Regions from separate parts of the Homo sapiens genome. Here all the other regions are linked to region 1. A link is a contact called in ENCODE Hi-C or POLR2A ChIA-PET data. All regions are on one chromosome and are shown on one strand. Each heading gives the region's core, a stretch centred on a gene start or an enhancer-like site at or near the end of the contact. The rest is flanking DNA. Distances are from core to core; before and after follow the strand shown. Region 1 overlaps OOEP-AS1 (OOEP antisense RNA 1). Region 2 overlaps KCNQ5 (potassium voltage-gated channel subfamily Q member 5). Region 3 has its middle 62 kb from the start of EEF1A1-AS1.

Region 1 (4,963 bases), core at 1,467-3,966:
GGACATACCCATCAAAGACAATAACCATGACTCATAAACAATGGCTTCCAGTGCTTTGAAGAAACCTCAGGTGCTTGTCACTGACCTGTGTTCGTGAACTAAGAAATGGGAATATGTGGGCTAAGAAATAGTTTCTCTTGATAAACAACACTTATAAAAACCTCTCCTTTTCATGGTGCCTCAGAGACAATCAGCTGCTTCAACATGAAGCTGAATGTCTCCTTCCCAGCCTCTGGCTGCCAGAATCTCTTTGAAGTGGATGAGGATTGCAAATGTCATACTTTTTCTGAGAAGCTATAGTCACAGATGTTGATGCTGATGCTCTAGGTGAAGAATAGAAGGGTTATGTGGTCGGAATCAGTGGTGGGGACAACAGACGAGGCTTCCTCATGAAGCAGGGTATTTTGACCCAAGACTGTGTCTGCCTGCTACTGAGTAAGGGGTATTCCTCTCCTCCAAGGAGAACTGAAGAAAGAATGCACAAATCTGTTCAAGGTTGTATTGTGGATGCCAATCTGAGTATTCTCAACTCAGTTATTGTTAGAGAGAGAAGGCTAATCCTGAACTGCCTGATAATATACTGCCTCATCCCCCGGGACCCAAAAGAGCTAGCAGAATCCAAAAACTTCAATTTCTCTAAAAAGATGATGTCCACCAATATGTTATAAGAAAGCTCTTTGTTATAACAAAGATAAGACACACAGGGCCAAAGCACCCAAGACTCAGTGTGTTGTTACTCCTCATGTCCCGCAACACAAACACCTGGCTTATTGCTCTGAAGAAACAACCTACTAAAAAAAATAAGGAAGAGGCCACAGAATATACTAAACTTTTGGACAAGAGAATAAAGGAAGCCAAAGAAAAACACCAGGAACAAATTGCCAAGAGACACAGACTGTCCTCTCTGAGAGCTTCTGAGTCCAGCCAAAAATAAGCCCGGCGGATTTAACATTTTGATACTGTGTTCTCACGTGGTGAGGAAAGATATCTAAGATGGTAATTCCAGGTAACACGAATATTTTTAGTTCTGTATTTTATTTATTTATTTATTTTTATTATTATTATTATACTTTAAGGCACAGTGGCTCACGCCTGTAATCCCAGCACTTTGGGAGGCCAAGGCAGGCAGATTACCTGAGGTCAGGAGTTCGAGACCAGCCTGGCCAACATGGCGATACCCCCCTCTCTACTAAAAATACAAAAAAAAGAAAAAAAAAGAAAAAAAAAATTAGCTGGGCATGGTGGTGCATGCTTATAGCTCCAGCTACGTGAGAGGCTGAGGCAGGAGAATTGCCTGAACCTGGGAGGCGGAGGTTGCAGTGACCCGAGATCGCACCATCACACTCCAGGCGACAAGAACGAAACTCCGTCTCAAAAAAAAAAAAAAAAAGTTTTTGGGTAACAAATAAGATCAAACCTCATAAAAATAAAACAAAAAAAGCAAAATAATAAAGTAGAATAACTATTTACCTAGTATTAGGTATTACAGGTAATCCAGAGATGATTTAAAGTATAAGGGAAGCTCTGCATAGGTTATATGCAAATACTATGCCATTTTACGTAAAGAATTTGAGCAACCCTGGTATTAAGTATCTTTGGAGGGCCTGGGACCAATACCCCCAAAATCCCAAGAGACGACAATACTTGCTGTGAACCTAAAATTGTTCTAAAAGATAAAGTCTAAAAAGGGAATTTTGTGTCTGTCAAGCTTTTCATTTTTGTTTTGTTTTTAATTGGATCAGCTATGTCCTTGAGTTTGGGCAGTGGATTAGTAAATAACTTTTTTTTCTTATTTCTTTTTTTCTTTCCCTGTGGGCCAGGCTGGAGTGCAGTGGCGGGATCTGGGCTCAGCACAACCTCTGCCTCCCGGATTCAAGTGATTCTCCTCCCTCAGCTTCCTGAGCTGCTGGGACCACAGGTGCGCCACACACCTGGCTAATTTTTGTAGTTTCAGTAGAGACCGGGTTTCACTATGCCAACCAGGCTGGTCTCTAACTCCTGGCCTCAAGTGATCTGCGCCCGGCGGATTTAACATTTTGATACTGTGTTCTCACGTGGTGAGGAAAGATATCTAAAACGGTAATTCCAGGTAACACGAATATTTTTAGTTCTGTATTTTATTTATTATTATACTTTAAGTTTTATGGTACATGTGCACAACGTGCAGGTTTGTTACATATGTATACATGTGCCATGTTGGTGTGCTGCACCCATTAACTCGTCATTTAACATTAGGTATATCTCCTAATGCTATCCCTTCCCCCCTCCCCCCACCCCACAACAGTCCCCGGTGTGTGATGTTCCCCTTCCTGTGTCCATGTGTTCTCATTGTTCAATTCCCACCTATGAGTTCTGTTATTTTAAATTTTTTCACAACATAGAGCAAAATGAGTTGCTTTTTTAGACCTGTGACAGCCTAAGCCTAAGCCTTTTGCGATAAAAAGCGGTGGAATCTATTATCCTAAATCCCAACTTGGTTAGAAAACCATTCACTAAGCAAGTAGAAATTGGATATGCCTGCGGGCCTTTCAAGTTCGTTCTACCACCTACTTTTCCCCACCAAAAAAAAAGATAAAAAGGTGGAGTTCACGCCCAATTTTGACCTGAAGGCAGAAAATTTCCACAAGCTTGCATTTTTGCCTCGGGTGTGACCTGAGGGAGTTGACCGCCAGTTCCGGAGTAGGGCGGGGACTTCTGCTCCTGGGGTAGAAGCTGAATCAGTCGCCCCAGGTCCTCGGTGCCATTTCCCTCCGGCAAGCCTCAACCTCAGGAGGGAAGCCCTGGCCTTTCTCCTCCGCCTGCCAGGCGGTTTCTTCTGTCCGAAGCCTCTGGCTTCCTCAAAGCTCCCGGGTCTGCATTGGTGCTAAGTGGCCTGCCGTCTCGACGTAGCTCCCCTGGATAGCGACGCGCCAGAGCACCGCCCCAGGTTCCAGCTCGCGTCGCGGCTTCGCATTTGCACCGCTGCGGGATCCCTGAGCGAGTACCCCCAATGTGGGTTTGGCGGAGCTAGGAGAAGGAACGGTCCCTCTACCCTCCGAGAACTTATTCCTCCGACTCCGCCAGGCAAGGAGCCACACTCTCCCACAAGGAGGCAGCAAACACCGCACCCTTGGCTCTCGGAGCAGCAGGCGCTGATTTTGGAAAATCCGCTCCTTAAGTTTTCACTTACCACCTGGACTAGAGAAGGTGGCAATATCTTATACTGGGCACTTACAACCTGCCAGACTCATTTAATTCTTAGAAAACTCCTGTGAGATGGATGTGGGTATCCCCATTTCACGATGAAGAAACCGAAGTCAGAGGAGCCCAGTACTTGGGAACCCAAGTGGAGGTGATGCCAAAGCTGAGCATTTTCTGTTCTGCCACTTTGCCTCTCAGGAACCCATGGGTGCAGTTCCCAGGAGGAAGGGGATTCCAGCCTCCAGCTGCCATCCCTTTTTCAAGAAAAAAGCTACGGTTACTGGCATTAGGATAAATAACTTTGGCTTTAAGATGATCTTAGAATTAACGTGTTCACTGCATACATTTGGAAAAATAAAAATAAAAGTATTACCCAGAGATAAATTTGGTCCTTCTGAGTTTTCTTCTAGGCAAACTTTTGAGATTTTACTATTCAATTTTGCACTCTGACTTTTCCCCTTAAATTTTATAATAAACATCCATGTTGTTAGACATATAATTTTTTGTTATACATTCTTCGCTGTTTATAATTTGTATTTTCATTTCACTTTGGGGGAGGGGGAGGCATAAGGATTTTTTTTCTCACGAAAAGAAATTTTAATTCCATTGTTGTCAGGCCCAGTGCGGTGTCTCACGCCTGTAATCCCAGCACTTTGGGAGGCCGAGGCGGACAGATCACCTGAGATCAGGAGTTTGGCACCAGCCTGGCCAACATGGCGAAATCTGTCTCTACTGAAAATACAAAAATTAGCTTGGTGTGGTGCCGCATGCCTGTCGTCCCAGGTAATCGGATGGCTGAGGCACTGAGGCATGAGAATCGCTGGAACACAGGAGGCGGAAGTTGCAGGTCAGCCCAGATTGCGCTACTGCACTCCAGCATGGGCAACAGAGCAAGACCCTGTCTCAGAATAAGTAAAATAAAATTCTAATGTTGTCAGAACTATCATCGTTCCCTTATGGTGGCAGCCTTTGGAGCCATGATTTAGAAGGGTCTGTTTTTACCCTCAAATTATATAAACATTAATACAAAAAATTAGCCAGGCTTGGTGGCACGTACCTGTAGTCCCAGCTACTCGGGAGGCTGAGGCAGGAGAATCATTTGAACCCAGGAGGTGGAGGTTGCAGTGAGCCAACACCACGCCACTACACTCCAGCCTGGGAGACAGAGTGAGACTCCGTCTCAATCAATCAATCAATAGAATAAATAATTATATAAACATGAATACTCACATTAATCCAGCACTGATTTTATTTTTATATTATTTTATTTTGTTTTTGAGATGGAGTTTTGCTCTTGTCACTCAGGCTGGAGTGCAGTGGTGCTATCTCGGCTCACTGCAACCTCCGCCTCCCATGTTCAAGCGATTCTCCTGCCTTGGCTTCCCAAGTAGCCGGGATTAAAGGCACCTGCCACCACACCCGGCTAATTTTTTTCTTGTATTTTTGGTAGAGACTGGGTTTCACCATGTTGGCCACACTGGTCTCAAACTCCTGACCTCAAGTTATCCACCCACCTCGGCCTCCCAAAGTGCTGGGATTACAGGTGTGAGCCACCATGCCTGGTGGTTATTTTTGCTTTCTTAATACTTCCAAAGTTTTGAATTTTGATGGACTCTGACTTACTAATTTTTAAAACCACTTTTGCATTTTACATTGTTTAAAATATACATATATGTATATATATACATATATAAACAAAGATATTTTAAGCCGTGAGCATGAAGGGTTTACTTTTCTGTTTTCTGCTAAGAGTTTTGGTTTTAGCCCTTTCATTGAGCTCTGC
Region 2 (4,963 bases), core at 1,707-4,206, 210 kb after region 1:
GTCAGTGGGGTCACATAACTTGACATGTTTACATTATTCAATTATCTCAGCCTCCCTCTTTCCACCCAATCCCCTCTCACTTCTTTCAGGACAGTACACGATTTTCATGATCAAAATAGAAGGTAGAGAGAGGAAAATTTGTGTCCAAGCTAAGTTTGAGAAAGCATCTCTGAGTATTTAGTATTGTCCTCCTTGCCCCCTGCAGCATTTTCTTATTTCTCTGGTCATCATTGGAATGCCTGGAACTGCCTCTGTCTCTATGATGCAATGAACTTAACCTGGGCACCCACTATCCATCTGCTGGACACAGAGCTGGATGGCGGGGATACAAAGGTGAACAAGACATAGATCTTGCTCTCTTCAACTTAATGTTGAGTGGGTCTCCAAGAGTTGTGCTTGGCTGGATGGCTGGTGCAGTGCTAAGTACTTTACCTGCATTCTGTCAACTTAAAACTCTAAGAATTTTCCACCTTTGACATTTGGGTCAAGTAAAGCTCAGGAGGTTGAGTTACCTGTTCAAGGTCACAGAACTAGTAAGAACAAGGTTACTGCAGATGCCAAGGCTCACATTTTTACCATTCCACTCACAGTGCTGCAACACAGAGTGAATCCCAGGCAGGCAACCTTGTAAACATTAAGGAGAATGTTTAGGCTGTCTATGGATCTGACCTCCTACTCTGCCTTGTATGCTCTGACATTCTCACACAAATGAATCCAAGGCCACATTAGTCATTTATTCATCTCTGTCCTTGTCTTTCCAGAGGGGATCCCATACTTGGAAAACATCTGCCTTTCAACCTGGCCACCTGCATTCTCTCATAAGGTCCCTTCTGGGAATCAGTCCATGGCTAATATGGGTTACCTACCTCCAGTAATTGTAATGTTTTCCCTTTTATCACAAATTTTAGGGGCTGTCTGCTTACTTTACCTCATTTGTAGGATATATACATCAGTCTCATTGGAGTCTGTTAGTTTTGCTTTACAGGGTATATTTTCCAGCAAATATATGTAATATATTCCCAACGTATATCATGAGCAAAAAGCTACCCAATTAGCCTTTGATAAGAGGAGAGAGTAGGCCATTATCTTGTTACTTGCAGGGAGCAAGGAAGCTCAGAGTTCAATAATTCTAGACACCAGGAAAAAATATGTGGGTGCTGAAAATTGAGGAAAATGTCCCAAAGTAGGTATCAACTACGAATTCAAAAGGTCTTTCAATTCTTCAATTTTTTTTCTAAGACTTGCATTTCATATACTAAGGGCTTTAACTACAGGATGAGGGGGTGGAGGGGAGACCAGAGGAGTAGGGGAGTCCTTGTTGGCAGGTAGAAGAGTGAAACCTGGTTTCATGCTTAGTTCTCACATAGGCTAGCCCAGACCTTCTGTGTCTTACTCTCTAAACACAGCTGGGAGCAAGCCCAGAGCGACTCAGAGTCTAGACAAGGGCCAGAAAGCTTCTTCTATAAAGGGCCAGGTAGTAAATATCTTATGCTTTGTGGGTTGTATGGTCTTTGCTGAAACTACTCAAGTCAGCCACTGTAGCATGCGAGCAGCCATAGGACAATAAATAAATGAATGAGTGTAACTACATTTCAATAAAACTTTATTTATAAAAACAAGCCCCTTGGGTTAGATTTTGATCCCCTGGCTATAGTTTGCTGACCCCTGGTTTAGATAAGAAGAGCTAAGAGAAAATGCCCTGAAGCCAAGAATAAATGAAAGCCCATGAACTGGCCTGGGGAAGAAGCAGAAGACCTTGGTGGCCTCTTACATGCTTACAAAAGAAGTTTGATATGACTTGTGTATTTCCTACTAGAAAGGAATTTCTGGGCAAATCATTCTAGAGTTAAATTAGGACCTTTAAGATACATTTAATGATTAAAATGATAATATTAGATAGCACTTTATAGTATAATCCTATGATAAGGGTACTATTGCCATCCCTGTTTTGCAGATAAAGAAACTGAGGCACAGAGAGGTTAAGTAACTTGCCTGATGTTAAACATCCAGTAATTGTGGAATTAGGACGTGAACCAGTTTGGCTCCAGCTTTGAGCTCTTAATCATAAGGTTCCTCTATTGTCTTAACATTAAGATCTTCATACTTTAACACAAAATAACAACAATGAAAAAGACACTTTGATATGATATGATTGTTTTTACTCACATGTGCCTGGCACATAGTAAGTGTTCAATACACTTTTGCTAAGTGAATGTCCTGTTTTTACTATGTCTCTCCTTCTTTGAGAGAGGTCTAAAGTTTCATGCAAGAAGTAGTTAAGAAGTTCTACTAATTTTTCAAAGGATTACCTTAGAAGAGAAAGGGAGTGCTGAAGTGACTGATTCATCCTTTCTTTCATGAATATTCATTAAGTACCTATGACGAGCCCTTTGGAGGACCAGCAAAAGGCTGAGGAATAAGTTACATACTCATCTGCTTCTTTTCTTCATGAGGGTAGATTGCATCACTGGGATTAATACAGCAGCAAAGAGCAAAAGACCTCTAAGGTTAGTCTCCTTTGATGCTGTTGGTTATGAAGAGACTAGGAGTCTAATAAACCCATTGCACAAAACTGATATGCCCCAGCAGTACCACTAGAGGGTGTAAAAGATTCATCACAAACCTAAACTAGTACCTCCTCTTGAAACTGAAGTCTGCTCATACAATTTTCTGAGCATGAAGAAATAACTAAAGCAAAGTGAAACTCTGGGTAGACGACATCTATATATACACACGAACACATGTGCACTTATAAGGAAATGTAGGTGCATTTGTTGTGCTGCCATGAGTTCTAAAATCTTACAAAAGTCTTATTCCAATCCTCTAAATTAGGGTAAAAATATTGCATATGAATATGCAGAGATAAGAACGATGAGAAAACAGAAGCAGCAGTGACTGCTGCCACCGCCAAACAGATGGACGGACCCAGCCAGCAGCCAAACCATGTGCAAGGGCGGAGAGGGCTCAGCCAACTGTGAACTGAAGAGGCAGTTTGATTGACTGTCAAGACAGCAGTACTTCCCAAGCTTGGCTGCTCTTTGGAATCACCTAGGGAGCTTTAAAAAATGCCTGGGTCCTACCTCCAGAAATTCTGTTTTAATTGTTCCAGGGCATGGTCCAAAGATTTTATAAAACTTTTCAGGTGATGCTAATGTGTGGCCAAGGTTGAGAGCCACTGGAGTAGAGACAGGATTGGGGTGATGGTGGCATGTGGTGGTGGAGTGTGTTGGGGGTGGAACAATCCCTGCTCTCATGCAAAGAAGTGATCATGATTCATGCCAGCTTGCAAAATCTTCTAAGTCGCACATGTCAGACCCATTGACATGGCATTAGTGTGCCTTGGTGTCAGACCTCTAATCAGAACTGAAATGCTTCCCCGTCCTTGAGTGAGGTCTGAAGTTTCATGCAAGAAGTAGTTAAGAAGTTCCATTAATTTTTCAAAGGATTACCTTGGAAGGGAAAGGAAGTGCTAAAGTGACTGATTCATTCATTCTTTCAATGAATATTCATTGAGTACCTATGACGTTGTGCTGAGTATTGTGTTAGGCTCTGAACTGTTAACTGCTGGGCGCTGGCAGAGTTAAAGAAGCCTCCTACGTGATGACAATGATCATTTGGTCCTTGGTCTCTTCCTCTCTACAAGCATGGTGCAAGACAATGGTTGCTGCGACTGTGAGCTCTGATAGGATTTGAGAGTTTCATTTGTCCAGAGCTTGGAGCTCTCTAGATAAGCTCCATGTGGCTGCCTCCCCTAGTGATGCCTGATGAGTGGGACTCGAGAATTTGTCCATTCATTCATTCATTCATTCATTCATCAAACATTTATTGAGTGCCTATTATATGCCAGCTTCTGTGCTAGATGCCAGGGATACAGCAATGAAGAAACAAATCCTATTGCTTGGGCACTTTCAGTCTAGTAGGGCAGACAGACAAGTAGGCAGACAGTTAAAATTCACTTTGTGATGTGCAAGGTGGTGGGAAGCCCAGGTTGATATGGGAATGCAGAAGAGGGGTGTTTAACCCAGACTGGTAGAGGTGATCAGAAATGATTTCTGGAGGAGATGACAGTGCTTTACCTACTCTGCACCCTCATTTATGGGGATATTATTAAGTTTCTGAAGGTTGCTGAATGGCCCCCTTGTGATTGCAGATCTTATGTTTGTGGGGTGGATGTGGGTTTCTCCCCCTTAACCCCTCACTTTATGTTGGTTATTTGGGTTAATTTACACTACCGACATGCATTCCACATCCCTCTGTTATGGTTTGAATGCCCCCTCCGAAATTCATGTTGAAATTTTATGCCTAATGTGGCAGTATTGAGGGGTGGAACTTTTAAGAGGTGATTAGATCATGAGGACTCTGGCTGTATGAATAAATTATGGATTAATGGGTTAATGGATTAATGAGTTATCATGAGAGAGGAACTGGTGGTTTTATAAGAAGTGGAAGAGAGACCTAAGTTAGCACTTAGCATGCTCACTCTGCTTGCTATGTGATGCCCTGTGCTGCCTCAGGGTGCCACAGAGAGTCCCCACCAACAAGAAGGCCCTCACCAGATACACCTGCCCACCTTGGACCTCCCAGCCTCCATAACTGTAAGAAATAAATTCATCCTTATAAATTACTCAGTTTCAGATATTGTTATAAACATCAGAAAACAGACTGAAATACTCCCTCTTCCAGTTTGGAAAATTCTATCTTCTGATTTCTGACTCTCCATGAGAAATACAGCATTTATCTGTCTTAAAAGCACGGACCCCAAGGCTCATCCTTCAGGTGACCCAGAGCCTTTTGATCACAGAATTTCCCCTGAGGCAGCCCTCACTCGAAATTGATCACGGGACAAATCCAGCAGACAACTAGGGCTGCAGAGCTTGATAATTTGGGTCACTATTGAAGGCATATGTGTTAGTTATTTAGAATACTTTTTAATGTTGTTTTCTTGTTAATACATAAACATAAT
Region 3 (4,963 bases), core at 1,130-3,629, 200 kb before region 1:
CTCTGCCTCCCAGGTTCAAGAAATTCTCCTGCCTCAGCCTCCCGAATAGCTGGGACCACAGGTCCATGCCGCCACATCCAGCTAATTTTTTGTATTTTTAGTAGAGACTAAAATACTAAATTTTTAGTAGAGCCTGTTGCCCAGGCTGGCCTCGAACCCCTGAGCTCAGGCAATCCGCCAGCCTCAGCCTCCCGTGAGCCACTGCACCCGGCCCTCTTTCTTTATAATACTTAATGAACACATGTCTGTGTCTGTCCCAGGAATAGATTCATCACAAACATCTTGAAGGCAGGGTTCATTCCATTCATCTCAGCATGGTCTCACTCATAACAACATGTGCTTAGTTCACTTAGGATGCTTATTAAATAACAACCCTTTAGTTAAATAGACTAAAAATTGATATTTTTGACCAGGCACAAAGGCTCACACCTGTTATCCCAACACTTTATGAGGCTGAGGGCAGGAGGATTGCTTGAGCCCAGGAATTCAATACCAGACTGCACAACAAGGCAAGACCCCATCTCTACAAAAAATTTTCTAAAAACTTAGCCAGGTGTGCTGGCACAGACCTGTGGTCCCAGCTACTCAGGAGGCTGAGGTGGGAGGATCACTTGAGCCCAGGAGGTTGAGGCCACAGTGAGCCATGTTCACACCAAGCCACTCCAGCCTGGGCAACAGAGCAAGACCCTGTCTCAAAAAATAATAAATAAATACATAATTTTTTTTTTGAGATGGAGTTTCGCTTTTGTTGCCCATACTGGAGTGCAGTGGCACGATCTTGGCTCACTGCAACCTCCACCTCCCGGGTTCAAGAGATTCTCCTGCTTCAGCTTCCCAAATAGCTGGGATTACAGGTGCCTGCCACCATGCCCGGCTACTTTTTGTATTTTTAGTTGAGACGAGGCTTACCATGTTGGCCAGGCTGGTCTCGAACTCCTGACCTCATGTGATCCGCCCACAAAGGCCTCCCAAAGTGCTGGGATTACAGGCGTGAGCCACAGCACCTGGCCAATAAATAGAAATTTTTGATCTCATATATTGTTTTTTTCATATGTTTTCTGCTGACCCAAAAAATTAAATAAATGTGCCGACTGCTTTTCAATTTTTTTTTTCAATAAGGCTCCAGGTCAACAGTAGTGCAAGCTTTTAATGAATAAATATGCTAACATCAAAATAAGTTATAAATGGTAATTATTAGCAAATAGTTTTGAAAGTATTTGAGAGTAGCTTAGTTTTGTATATGCAAAATACTTCTCCCAGTTATTCAACAAGTATTTACTGAGCATCCACTATGTACCAGGCATTGCTTTTTGCACGACGACATGGAAGTGGAAAAAAAAAAAGAAATAAGCCAAGTCCCTTTTCTCCTGCAGCTCACATTTTTATTTATCAAGCGTTTTTGTTTATAAGCTCCAGCCTTCAAAACCTCTCATGTAAAAGCATTATTATCCACCCAACAAGCAAATCCAATGGGGAAGAAGCGTGCCAACTGACCTTGAGAGTCCAGTTTATGAAAGAACTTGAGACAAACGCTGAAGACAGCAGTTTGTATTAGCCATGGTAATGTCTTTCTTACTTCAGCCTTTGTTTCGTTTTCAGGAAATCAGAAATAGAGATATCTGAGTTTAGACTTTGTTGCAGAGTAGATTATCTTATCTCCCCTCTGGATGTTCAAAATAAAATTCCCCCAAATATTGGGACCAAAGCTATCACAAAAACAAAACAAACAAACAAAAAAGCCAGCCATGGTGGTGCATGCCTGTGGTCTCAGCTACTCAGGAGGTTGAGGTGGGAGGATAGCTTGAGCCCAAGTGGTCAAGGCTTCAGTGAGCCAAGATCATACCACTGCCCTCCAGCCTGGGTGACAGAGCCAGACGCTGTCTCACAAAAAAGAAAAGAGAGAGAGAGAAATTCCCCCAAACAGAAAAAGACTGATGTAACATTTAAATGTGAAGGCAGGAAGACCACTATAGGAAATGGCCTGGTTCCTCTCAGTAAAAGCATGTTACTGCCTCAGAAGAAGAGACATGGGGTAAATGTTTAATTTCAGTTAAAGAATAAATTATCTTTCTCATAGACATGTAAATTAAGATGGATCACAAAGCCTTTTCAGATGCCTCTGCCTTTTAGAGCAACCATAAGCAGAAAAGCCAATTATAAAAGTTTTTACTCTCAAAGGATAATATAGAAAATTATTTCTAGGAGCTGTGCAAAGGAAAGCTGTGAGCATAAGCAATACTGAAAAGAAATGAAATGTAAGGAATTTTCTGCCCCCTTTTCTTATGTGCCTGGAGGAGGAAGAACACTAGTAATTTTCCAAGTGCCTGTTTACTTTCACTTTATCTTGATGTTGGGGGAGGCGGAAACTTAGAAGTGTTACATCACTGCCAGTCCTGTGCTTGAGTGAGAAGCCACTTTTGCCCAACTGAGCTAAAAAACTATTGAAACTATCAGTTTCCTCATACACATTCTCAGTCCATAATCGTCTAGACTTTGGTAGAGGGGTAGGATTATACATATATATTGTATTAAATCTTTTTCTTAAGCACTCTCACTGTCAGAAACAACTGAAATACGCTAACATGTCCAACAGTGTTATCACCTCTCCGATCAAGTGTGCATCCTGGTCCCAATCATGCTTTAGAGCACTACAAATAGCCCCTTGTGTTAAGCACGTTTTATAGCCTTCACTCTACAGTCTGAAACTTGAACTTTCCCCAGAAGTTTTGTTGATATTAAAAGTGATCTGGAAAGGATAAAGAGTCTGATCTTTTTAATGCTTAAGAATTGTTTTGGGCTGGGCATGGTGGCTCATGCTTATAGTCCCAGCACTTTGGGAGACCAAGGCGGGAGAATCATTAAGATCAGGAGTTTGAGATCAGCCAGACCAACATAGTGAAACCCCGTCTCTACTAAAAATACAAAAATTAGCTGGGCATGGTGGCGTGAGCCTGTAGTCCTAGCTACTCAGGAGGCTGAGGCAGGAGAATCACTTGAACTCGGGAGGTGGAGGTTGCAGGGAGCCGAGATGATACCACCGTATTCCAGCCTGGGCAATAGAGCAAGACTCCATCTCAGAAAAAAAAAAAAAAAAAAAAAAGAACTGTTTTGTATGAAGTAATGAATGCTGTTAGAGGAAATTCAAGTCTGTATATTGAATAAATCACCCATATAAGATCTAATTTTTTTTTTTTTTTGAGACAGAGTCTTGCTCTGTCACCCAGGCTGGAATGCAGTGGCACGATCTCAGCTCACTGCAACCTTGGCCTCCTGGGTTCAAGCAATTCTCTGCCTCAGCCTCCCCAATATCTGGGATTACAGGCGCCCACCACCATACCTTGCTAATTTTTTTGTATTTTTATTTATTTATTTATTTTTCTTTTTTTTGAGACAGAGTCTTGCTCTGTTGCCCAGGCTGGAGTGCAGTGGTGCCATCTCGGCTCACTGCAAGCTCCGTCTCCCGGGTTCATGCCATTCTCCTGCCTCAGCCTCCCGAGTAGCTGGGACTACAGGTGCCCACCACCACGCCTGGCTAATTTTTTTGTATTTTTAGTAGAGACGGGGTTTCACCGTGTTAGCCAGGATGGTCTCGATCTCCTGACCTCGTAATCCACCCGCCTCGGCCTCCCAAAGTGCTGGGATTACAGGCGTAAGCCACCGAGCCCAGCCTGTATTTTTAGTAGAGACCGGGTTTCACCATCTTGGCCAGGTTATTCTTCAACTCCTGAACTCATGATCCATCCACCTCGGCCTCTCAAAGTGCTGGGATTACAGACGTGAGCCACTGCGCCCGGCCTACAATATCTATTATAATGCACTTCTCTCTTTTTTTTTTTTTTTTTAACACTAAGAAGATATTTCAGGCTGGGTGTGGTGGCTCCCATCTGTAACATCTGCAATCCTAGCATTTTGGGAGGCTGACACTTAAGCCTCGGAGTTCAAGACCAGCCTGGGCAACATAGTGAGACCCTCTCCTCTATAAAACAATAAAATAAAACAAAGAAAAGAAAGAAAAAATGTGTAAAGAAAAAAAAAAAAAAGAAGGCCAGACACAGTGGCTCACGCCTGTAATCCCAGCACTTAGGGAGGCCAAGGCAGGTGGATCACCTGAGGTCAGGAGTTCGAACCCAGCCTGGCCAACATGGTGAAACCCTGTCTCTACTAAAAATACAAAAATTAGCCGGGCGTAGTGGTGGGCGCCTGTAATCCCAGCTACTAGGGAGGCTGAGTCAGGAGAATTGCTTGAACCCGGGAGACGGAGGTTGCAGTGAGCCGAGGTGGCGCCACTGCACTCCAGCCTGGGCTACAAGAACAAAACTCCGTCTCAAAAAATAAAAAAGAAAAGGAAAGGAAAGGAGAAAAGAAATGCACACTAAACTATAATGAAATATTACTTTAGATCCATCAGATTGGCAAAAATTAGAAAATATGGCTGGGCATGGTGGCTCACGCCTGTAATCCAGCACTTTGGAAGGCCGAGGCAGGCGATCACCTGAGGTCAGGAGCTCGAGACTCAGCCTGGCCAATACGGCAAAACCTGTCTCTACTAAAAATACCAGAAAAAAAAAAAAAAAGCTGGGTGTAGTGGTGGTCGCCTGTAATCCCAGCTACTAGGGAGGCTGAGGCAGGTGAATCGCTTGAACCCAGGAGGCGGAGGTTGCAGTAAGCCAGTATCACGCCATTGCACTCCAGCCTGGGCAACAGGAGCGAAATTCCATCTAAAAAAAAAAATTATAAAACCTGATGCTAAGTGTTGGCAAAGGATGTGGGAAGACAAAAATTCTTGTCCACAAAGGGAGTGAGTGTGGGATATAAACTGGCAAACCCATTCCAGAAAGCAAAATGTTTGTATTTGAATTAAATAAAAATGTGTCCTTTGGCCCTGTATATATGCCCCACATCTGGGTATATGTCCCAGAGTGATTTGCTGAAGTCCCTAAGAAAGCGTATACTCCACACTGTT

What was found. A loop is a pair of places that touch in the nucleus more often than their neighbours do. ChIA-PET counts read pairs that join two places held with the same protein, here RNA polymerase II (POLR2A). Pooled maps may share reads with other maps.
Region 2: a loop to region 1 is called in a map of MCF 10A, with 10 times the contacts of the local background. The contact joins two enhancer-like sites. A Hi-C loop is called at or near these places in 2 of 168 maps with a recorded cell type or tissue (MCF 10A and mammary epithelial cell) and 9 of 50 pooled maps. POLR2A ChIA-PET finds 5 or more read pairs at or near these places in 1 of 52 experiments (activated naive CD4-positive, alpha-beta T cell).
Region 3: a pooled map shows a loop between it and region 1 (2.8-fold over the local background). The contact joins two enhancer-like sites. A Hi-C loop is called at or near these places in 6 of 50 pooled maps. POLR2A ChIA-PET finds 5 or more read pairs at or near these places in 4 of 52 experiments (CD8-positive, alpha-beta memory T cell, OCI-LY7, activated CD4-positive, alpha-beta T cell and 1 more).

The regions. Positions count from the first base shown.
Region 1 is chr6:73,387,009-73,391,971 of GRCh38, reverse strand. OOEP-AS1 (OOEP antisense RNA 1) reads right to left here. Exons shown (of 2, transcript NR_174946.1): 2 at 4,255-4,335. It also overlaps a transcript of OOEP not described here and the pseudogene RPS6P8. Among named protein-coding and RNA genes, the nearest start is that of DDX43, 5.3 kb to the left of the region's middle. Within about 2 kb of position 2,716, at least 24 of the 41 ENCODE cell types and tissues checked have a DNase peak (open chromatin) inside an H3K27ac peak, as active enhancers do.
Region 2 is chr6:73,178,849-73,183,811 of GRCh38, reverse strand. All of the region lies in intron 11 of KCNQ5 (potassium voltage-gated channel subfamily Q member 5), which reads right to left. Among named protein-coding and RNA genes, the nearest start is that of KCNQ5-AS1, 38 kb to the right of the region's middle. Within about 2 kb of position 2,956, at least 3 of the 41 ENCODE cell types and tissues checked have a DNase peak (open chromatin) inside an H3K27ac peak, as active enhancers do.
Region 3 is chr6:73,583,112-73,588,074 of GRCh38, reverse strand. No RefSeq gene overlaps it. Among named protein-coding and RNA genes, the nearest start is that of EEF1A1-AS1, 62 kb to the right of the region's middle. Within about 2 kb of position 2,379, at least 32 of the 41 ENCODE cell types and tissues checked have a DNase peak (open chromatin) inside an H3K27ac peak, as active enhancers do.